2 separate regions of the Mus musculus genome follow, and region 2 is linked to region 1. Evidence: chromatin contacts called from ENCODE Hi-C or POLR2A ChIA-PET data. All regions are on one chromosome and are shown on one strand. Each heading gives the region's core, a stretch centred on a gene start or an enhancer-like site at or near the end of the contact. The rest is flanking DNA. Distances are from core to core; before and after follow the strand shown.

What was found. A loop is a pair of places that touch in the nucleus more often than their neighbours do. ChIA-PET counts read pairs that join two places held with the same protein, here RNA polymerase II (POLR2A).
Region 2: a map of gastrocnemius shows a loop between it and region 1 (6-fold over the local background). The contact joins the promoter of Zfp800 here to the promoter of 6530409C15Rik in region 1. A Hi-C loop is called at or near these places in 3 of 37 maps with a recorded cell type or tissue (gastrocnemius and left cerebral cortex). POLR2A ChIA-PET finds 5 or more read pairs at or near these places in 3 of 5 experiments (Patski and embryonic stem cell).

What each region holds. Positions count from the first base shown.
Region 1 is chr6:28,212,525-28,217,404 of GRCm38, forward strand. It overlaps 6530409C15Rik (RIKEN cDNA 6530409C15 gene), which reads left to right and starts at 2,975. Exons shown (of 4, transcript NR_165173.1): 1 at 2,975-3,242. It also overlaps a transcript of Zfp800 not described here.
Region 2 is chr6:28,258,985-28,263,864 of GRCm38, forward strand. Zfp800 (zinc finger protein 800) reads right to left here and starts at 2,940. Exons shown (of 6, transcript NM_001081678.2): 1 at 2,496-2,940; 2 at 1,734-1,852. The coding sequence starts at 1,794.

The DNA of each region.
Region 1 (4,880 bases), core at 1,725-4,224:
ATATTCAAAACAGTAGAAAAAAGAGAGAACTTTCAATAAATGATGATGTAACGACTAAATAAATACTTAGGCCCTTATACATCTATACCAAAAATAAATTCCATTTAGAGAAAATATTTAAATCTAAAAAATTAAAATGAAAGGAAACAAACATGCATGTAACACTGACATGGAGATTTTTTAAACATATCACCGGGTGCAGGATTCATAAAGGGTATTTATTGTTGTGAAAATACAGTATTTCTGTACATCATAGACATTAAGAATTAAACTGGCACAAATTGGGGAAGAAATGTCTGCAACAAACAGAATAAACAAATGATTAGTGGTTTTAATATATAAACAACTTTTACTACATCAATAGAAAGTGAATCCCCAACAGAGAAATTTGCATATGTATTCATGTATTCTTTCAAGACATTGATTGTGCACCTAATATGCACCAAATCGGCTATGGACAGAGAATGCAGTGTTGAAGAATCCAGACATCCACACACTATTTCTTCCTTCATACATTCTGGAATGGGGAAGTGGAGATAAGTCAGAGTCAACAAATAAATAAGATTACAAATAAAGAACTGGGAGAGGAAATGGTTGGGAGGTCATGACTACTTCAACATGGTACTCCAGGGAGGCCTCTCTCAAAACTCTGCACCCATCTACAGGATAAATTGTAATGGAGGAGAGAGGGTGGCCATGAAAAGCAGCTTAGAAATAGTAGCATTTACTAACCCCCTGAGGTACAGAAAAAAAAAACTTGCTTGGCATGTTACATGGGCACGCATGGTAAACAGTGAGAGAAGGGTCCAGAGGCTGTTCAAGAACTAGAAAAGGGTCAGATGGTGCATGGTTTTGTGAGCCATGGTAAGGGGGTTCAATTTTATTCTACAAGCAATAGATGATTTGATTTAATGGATGAGAAAGGTCACTATTACCAGGTTATCAAAAAGGTACTAAAGTATGTCAAAAGTGGTACCCGAGAGACCAGGCATGAGAAAATATGTTGGTCATAGCACTGAGTTTGGAAGGAGACAAATTAAAGTCAATTTTAAGTCAGGCATGATTGTACACACCTGTAATCCAGGGTTTAGGAGGCAGAAGCAAAGACATTGTTACAAATTCAAAGCTAACCTGTTACATAGTGAGTTCCAGGCGAATCAGCACTATGTGTACGAGAGCTCCTTTCTCAAAACAAACAAAAACAAAAACAAAAACAAAAAACAAAAAGGCATATTTGAGCAATAAAACTGATCGATTAAGATGGGTTGCTTTGTAAGGAACTAGTCATAAAAGTAGCAAAGATGACCCCCAAATTGTTGCTGAATGGTGACACCCTTTACTGCAACTGATAATTAAGAGGTGGGGAGAATGATGGTACAGAAGAGAGAAAGAAGAGAACCTGAAGTTTTTCAAAAAGCAAGAGGGAGTGAGACTCAGGGCACTGAGAGAAGAAGGGGCTCCCTTCACAGTCACAAAATAGATCAGTTCCACGCACTGTAGTAGGGAGCTGAGGAGCTCTGTCTATAACTCTTAGTTCTCAGGGAAATATCAAAACAAACGGCACATTCTGGGGAGATTCATGCAAAGAAACAGTAGGTCTAAAAGTGAAGGACTGAGACGACCATAGGAAAAAACACCAATTTAGGATTTGCAATAATGTCTTGGAAATTGAACAGGTTGGTTGGTTTCATGATTTCTTCTTAAACGAAATCCGTTGTTACAGTCTGGCTAGAGCAAGACAGAAGTTACCTATACCCAGGGTTGGATATTTTTTTGCTAGAAAAATAATTTCGAAGAAACTGAGGTTTGAGAGTGCTGAGAGAATTTGCATTTCGAGGCATGATTACGATAATAGACTGTAGAATCTGGGCTAGTCAAGGAAATAGAGCCAAGACATGGCCTACTCAACAGTAGAAAAATGAGGTCAGCAAACAACTCAGGATAGGAAGGTGGTGGTCAGAGACTGGAATGTCTGATGTGTCAGTTCAGATCCTAGCAGCAGACACCAAGACAAAGGTCACTGTGCAGCAGTTGTGTTGAGGGGACACCTGAGAAAGACAAAAGAAAGCAAGAGGAGAGCAGAGATCTTGAAGAAGCCATAACGCAGGTCTGACATACCTAGGAAAGGCTAGAGGGGATACAGACTGAAGCCGGGAGTTCTAAGGAAGCTGTGGCCAGGAGTTGAAGGGTCCCCAATAGCTCACTGAGGGACCATGAATGTCACATGATTGGGCCATCACGACTTTAACTGTGACCAGTCACTGGGAATAGCCCAAGAGAAGTAAGACATCCATGTATAGCCTGGGACAGAGGGCCTGGGAAAAAAAGAGGGGCTAAGCCAACAAGCCTTCCCGGAGCAGCTATGGAAAGGCACGGTCCTGTGGTCACCGGCGACAATATTCTAGAGAGGATCCCGTTTCTAAGGATGGTGAGTTTAGGATGACGAGTCCTTGGAAACAAGGACTAATTCCACAGGGAGCAATGGCTATTGGCGATAAAGTTACAGGAAGGGGAAAGCCTGACGCTTGAGTTCAATTATAGATGTGCATGATACAACTCTGGGTTGTATCATGAATTTGGACCATTAGAATCTTCTGGCAGATGGGAGTGGGAGGTGGAGCTTGATGAGAGCTTAATGAAGAAAACGATGCTGGCTTTGAAGAACTAATAATGGAAAGAATCTGAAAGGGAACAGAGAGTAGTTACAAGAAATAGGGAAACGGAATCATGTGCGGTGAGGTTTTTAAAGAAGCCGGGGATTTTGCAGGCGGGCTGAAGAAACGCATCGCACGGAGCAAGGAGTGGCCCGGCGTCCCGCGTGGCAGAGCAGGCTGCGGCAGCAGCGGGGGGCGAGCTGAGGCGCTCCGACCAGCGACGACGACGCCGAGGCGGCCGTGGATGCAGACGACCTGGGCGCCCGAGGTACGGCGGTGCGCGCGGCCGCGGGAGCGCGCGGCGGCGTCACGGGGCGGCTGACCTGCCGAGGGCGCGCGCCGCGTGCTGGCGCTCCCTGGCGGCGCCGCGGAGCTTGGCGCGGCAGCTGGAGGCGGCCTGGCGCGTGGTGACGGCGCCCGCGGGCGGACGCAGGATGGCGGCGCTGCGGGGCGACGGCTTCGCCAGGCTTCGGCCCGCACGGGCGCAGCGAACCCCAGGGAAGAAAGACAAAGACACGCCGGTTAGCAACGGGCGGGAACCGCGCAGCCCGGGGCCGAGGCGCCGCGTCCCCACCCCGCACCCTTCAGGTAAAGCTGCGCCCAGGAGCCCGGCACCCCGCGGCACTCCACAACAGGCAGGGTTGCAGGCATCAAACCCCAGGTAGCTGATAACCCCTGACCCAGAAAGTCTTTTAAAAAATGTTCCCTTAAAGCATAACTACAAAATTTCAAAGAGTGTCCACTGCAACATAATAGAAAATGGGGAAAGAAGAGGAAGAAAAATTGGAAAATGTTCATCTCCAAACATAAAGTATCATAATCTTATAGCACAAACTAACTTGCTAATAAGATGTTGTGAAATACAGTCCAACAATATGAAAAAGCAGTCGAGGAAAAATTCCATTTCACCAGCATTTGCAGGGTATGAGGGTATGTATGTACTTCAGTATTCAGAGAACACAAATTTAAACGTGATGGAGAAAAACCACAACAGTGTGTTGTTACCTTTCGGTACTTCAGATAGTCTTTATTTTCATTTTATTTGTAATTTCCAAATTTACACAATAAATGTATTTTACTATTAGAATAAAAAGTTAATGACTTTTTACTTTCGTCCCACTTATGAATTTATAAAGCTAATGTTTTCTAGGGTAGCAGAGGGGTAGGCATAAAGAGCTTTTAAGGAATGGGTTCGACGACATGGCTTGTCTTTACTCTAAGCGCTGTATAAATCACAATATTTCAGAGTATTTTGTCCCGTAAACTTTTAACAGTGAATCAAAAGCACTGTCTTTTATAAAATTATACTTCATCTTATTCAACTCATTTTTACTTGAGGAAAATAAAAGTTTTCTGGTCTTTTTGCAAAGTTAATTTCAACTTATAATTAATATGGACTTGGGAGCACGGTATACTAAAAAACAGAAAAACCTCCCATGCTTTTGGAGCAGACATTTTAGTGAACGCCAGTGTTTCAGTTTCTGTAATGGTTTCTACTGAAAGCACTCAAACTGAGAAAGAATAAAGGAACTATTAGCTAAATATGGATCTTTTAGTTATAATGCATTTTATAACTAAATGAGCAAATGACTAAATGGAATAATTTTGCTAAATTATTCCAGGAATCTGCACATGGGATAATAACATAGACAAGTGCCCAGGGCTTTGTTATCAGATAGAAAATCCATTGTAATATAAGCTTCAAAAATATTTTAAACTAAAGCAACCTCAGTTGTCAGATGGATTCTATTCAGTGATAAGCAAATCTAGGGTTAGGTGTTTGTGGGAATGCGCTCGCTTTGTTGCTTAAGTTGATGGCATAATTAGTCATACTGCCCTGAAAGTTTCCTGCCTTCTGAAAGTTTTGGATAGAATCATCATACCTAGAGGTATAACTTTAGTAAAAACAAACAAACAAACAAACATATCACATGTCGGAAATAAAATTTATGAAAAGAACAAATCCCAAGAAACCAAGCATTTGTTGTTAACTTCCTTCTTGAGCAAAATGAAGGCGGCAGGAGCTTTTGTTAAAAGCATTAGCTCTTAAAAAGTCTATCCATTGGGGCTGGAGAGATGGCTCAGCTGTAAAAGTATCTATCTGATGCCATCTTCTAGTGTGTGTGTCTGAAGACAGCTACAGTGTAATACATGTATATATACACACATATATATGTATATGTATGATAAAATCTTTTTTAAAAGTCTTAACCATCACTAAGTGAT
Region 2 (4,880 bases), core at 1,690-4,189, 46 kb after region 1:
GCCTCACCCTCTGTCTATAATCCAAATGATGGATACCTCTCATGAAAGCCCATTAGATAGTTTCTCAAGCACAGCATCCTCCTGCGTGCATCTGAGGACAGCTTCATGACTATCATACCACACTTCCTCCAGACCTGGAAATGCCCTCAACTCAGCACACACCTTTCCTGCAGTGATGACAGCCGCCTAACCTAAAAGTCATCAAGAGCCCAGCTTTCCATTGAAATCAACATTCCAAAGCATTTCATTCTTTTAAAAAAAAAAAAAAAGCACATTTTAATAAGCAGCAACTTTTAATTTTTAATTAATGATACTTAAAGATTTCTTGTTAATGGGGAATAAAAAAATTTAATCCACATTTAAAAATTAAAATCCAGAAAGCACCTTTCTCTTAAATACTTAATTACCAACATGTACCGTAAATCATGTTCACAAATTACATTATTTGTTTAAATCTATCTCTTCCCACTCAAAAACTATATATACATACACATACACATATGAGGAAAACTCTTTTTCACCATCTATATTGCTAGTGCCTTGGGCAAGACCTAGTATCTAAGACATGCTCAATAATGATTTGTTAAAAAAAAAATGAATAAGCAAACTAGTAAAAACCAAGAAATACATCTTCACTTCAAATATATAAAAGGTAAGGTATAAAGGGTGCTTAAGTTAGATGGGTCAGAAGATGAATGAAAATGAGGTCCCCTCCTAGAGGTACCTGTTTTACTAGGTTAGAACTGATCCAAGCAAACACAACAGACACAGGCTGAAGTCCAGTGGTAATGTCCTGTAACGCAAAGGAGTGTGTCCCCTTTACTGTTACCACGTTTCTCTTACTCAAAAAAAGTAGCTTCAAATACTCTGCTAAAAAAATCTAAATACATGAGCATAATTAAAATATTTCAATTAAAAGCAATCCAAAGTAGGCGGGGGAAGTTACCAACCCTGGTAACTTAAAAGTAAAAACTGATAAACGCATGTCTTTGAATTAGAATAGAAAGACCTTTATTCGTAGTTGACACTGTGAGTCCTTTTAAGATAAGGCCCTCAACAGTTTACAATGCCTGTTAAATTAAAACTCACTAATAAATTCTTTATGAGACTCAAAAAAGTTTTAATATCATAAATTAAACAGAATCTGCTCAACATAATAAAATACCTTAAATACTCTATATATTCTAAGCAATACAATACAATAAATTCTATCCGAAACATTTAAGATGTTTTTTAAATTCAAAAAGTCCACTTGTCCCTACAGGTTCAATCAACCTTCTTGACCCAAATTAAACTTTTGGCTTTGTTTGTTTGTTTGTTTGTGGGAGTGGTAAACTTTATACTATGGATTAAAACACTTCAAGGGAAAGTTATTTTAACAATAAGAAATTTTCAAGAAGCTGAATGGTAGTAATCACCTATCTCATCTTTACCTTCTTCTTCCATTTTAAACATTCAGAGCATGGAGTGAACCAATAACGAAGCTGCCTTGAAAAAGAAGGGAAAGGAGCTGCCCGACCTTGTGGAAATGATTGACGGTGACACTTGTGGCACTTTCTCTGGGGGCTCAAGCAATGGAGATCTCCAGTTTGTACAGGCTTTTGGCATTACGCGAGTAGTTTTACGCAGGAGAAACCGAGTTACTTAGGAAAGACTTCTTAGAGACAACGCAGAAAGCCGAGTAGCTCTGGTGAAGGAGAGCAAAGACACTGGGGAGAAAAAAACGGACTTACCTGGTTCGCAGCATCCGTGATGATGGTGGTCCGTTTGACAGTATTTGTCCCTCAAAGGCATTTTTAACGGGTGCGACCTATTTTCCTTTCACTGTGAGAAGCTCTTCATTGCGGCTTGGCTGTGGACAGAGAAGCACAAACCCATCACTATCCCTGAACTTCTATGGAGGCTGTGGCTGCAATTTCCACAGACCATCCCACCATGCGCTCTCTGCCCTCACCCCGGGCCCGCACCTTCCGCTCGGAAAAGAAACCGCCGCTCGCCCGGCCTCCGGCCCCACGTCCCCGCACAGGTTCACCGCCCTACCCGGAAACGCAGCGTCCGGCGCGCAGGGCAGCGCAGCGCACGGCGAAGGCCTGGCGGGCTGCGCAGGCGGCTGCGGCCTCGCCGTGCTGGGCGGACGAGCGAGCGAGCGAGCGGGCGGGCGCGCGGAGAGCCGGGCGCGGGACGCGGGACGCGACGGGGCCCCTGCGCGGCTGAGGAGCGGCTCGCGCGCCCTCCGGCCACGCACGTGCGTCGGGGGGTCTCCCCGGCGCAGGTCGGGTCCGGTCCGCGCCGCCAAGTGCGCCCAACTTACTCAACTCCCGGAGCGGCCGGCCGGCCAGCGGGCGGGCGGGCCGCGGCACCAGCCGGGCGCACGACGCGGCCGAGGGCCCCACCTGGCGCAGCCCCGGCGCAGCGCGTGAAGCCGAGCGGGCTTCGGCCCCGGCGCGCTCCCAAAGAGTCCCCGGCGGCGCCGACGCGGAAGCGCCACAGCTCACCACGTCCTCGGGCCGCGGCTGCGGTGGCGGCTGTGGCGGTGGCGGCGGCTCACGGCAGCCCTCCGCGCTCCGGGCCGGCGAGCTGGCGGCGCGCGGGCGCAGGCAGTTGACAGGACGAACCGCCGGGCGCAGCAGCCGAAGGAGCTGGAACCGGAGCAGGCAGGACTGAGGCGCCCCTCGCCAGGGCAACGGCCGCGCCGAGCCCGGCTCCCCTCAGCGCCGCGCCGCTCCACCTGCAACGGTCCCCCGGGCTTTGGAGAGGGGCGGGGAGCCGCGCGGGTCCCCCACCTGGGGCCTTGCGGGTAGCAGATGCTTCGGGAAACTTTATGGAAGTCAGTCCCGTTCTCTCGTGGCCGCCCCTTCCCCGGACAGCCCGAGCGACCGCCGTGCAGAGAGGGTAGGAAGGGGGAAGCAGAGAAGTCTCCGGCTGCGACAGGGAGCGACTGACTGACCCCGGACGGAGATGGGGCGAGGGCAGGAAGTGACAAGCTCACGGAGTGGGTGGGGGGAGTGTGGCCGGCACGCCCGGCAGCGCGGCGCGCATGCGCTGGGCGGGCAGCCCCGGTGGGGAGGCGACGCGCGGGGCCGGCCTCGGGCGGAGGAGGGTAGACTGCGGGGTTGGCGGGCGCCGAGGGCGGCCGGGTAGCTGGCGGGCCTCGCCGGCGCGCGCCCGTGCGTCCTCCCGCCGGCGGCTGCGGAGCGACGGCCGGAGGCTGCGTGCGCCCGGAGGTGTGAGAACCAGAACCGCGGGCGCGTCTTCCCCTCCCCGGGCACGCGCCGCTCGCTCGGGCACCAAACTGTTGCTCGCGCTGCTGCGCTTCGGCGGATCCGACCCAGGCAGAGTTGGGGAAGCGGAGGAGAAAAGGAGGGACTGGGAGCCCGAAGTGGACTGGATCGGGAGAGCTGTCAGGTGCTGGCTCGCCAGCTGTTGTCCAAGTGTACCTCCTGGAACTTGGGACAGGAGAGTCTAAGTCGGGCTCTGGGAAAGAACGCGATTGGCAACGTTCTGAGGGTGCAAACCTGGAAGTGAAGTTGGGTCACATGGCTAACACGCACTTTCCCTCTTGGGCACCAGCATCCTGCTTGGAAAATCCCCGAAGATCAGATCGAAGATGGCCATCTTCTGTCAAATCTACAAACCTTGAGCTGCTTTTCATATCCAGTAGCTGCTGCCGCCACCTTCTTCCCAACTCTGAGATGGAATTCTTGCCCTTGCTAACTTCACTCGAATAGGTGTCAGCTATTGGTCAGGGTTTTGTGAGAGCTCCCATTTGACCTTTTTTATCTTCTCAGGATGAATGAAAACCACAATTAACTAACTTCCAGTTTTCAAGTTCCAGTTTTGGAGCTTCTGAAAAAAGAAAAGTTTAGGAAGGAAGGCACTATGTGTTTGTATTTTGGGTTTTTTGTTTTTTGTTGTTTTGAGATGGTCTTGCTGTGTAGCTCAGGCTTGCCTGGAACTAGCTGAGTAGCCCAGGATGACCCTGAAATCAGGATTCTCCTCCTGCCACTATGCACTTTCTTTTTCAAAGCTGGGGTTACAGGCTGACACCACACTAGGCTCTGTGTTTGTGAAGAGAAAAATCACCAAAATCAATTTTCAAAATTCCAAAGGAAGTTTGTAAGCAAATGCAGTTGTTACTATAGGACTGTTGAATGGAATACTTGCATACGTCTTGTACGGTTGGAGCAGAATAGAATAAATGTTCTGCAGCTACATAGGATATTATATTATGATCTCATTTTCTGTTCCATTGTCAAGAATCACTACCCACATGAAGCAAATGCAGATTATAGGTCAATATGCTATAAATGGCCACTTCTATGTGGTGGTATTATGCAGCCAATAGAAATCATATTTGGGGGTTGGAAAGATGACATTGTCAGTTAAGTCTGGTCAAGAAAACCTGAGTGTGATCCCAGAACACATGGTACAAAAACGTTGGAGGTGAACGTTCACCTGCAATTCCAGTGCTAGGGAGACCAAGAGAGAAGAATCCCTGAGGCTTGCCAGCCAGCTGGCACAACCAAACGGATTAGGTCCAGGCTCAGTGAGAGCCCCTGTCTCAAAAAGTAAATTGAGCAATTGAAGAAGACATACAACATGGACCTTTAACCTATCCAACCAACAAAACTATCATGTGTAATATTAACTATGTGGAATATGCTTAAACCAAAAAGATATATTTTTGAAATGTGAGAGATGCTGTACTTGGAATTATATGTGCTTTTGTCTGAATGAAGCATATGTGATTTTAATAAAAAGAGTTTTTATTAATCTATAATTTATCTTTAAGTGTTCTGTAAATAAAATTAAAATTCCACTCTTTAAAAAATGACTATATTATCTGAAATGGTATAAAATAATGATGCACAAAAAATATG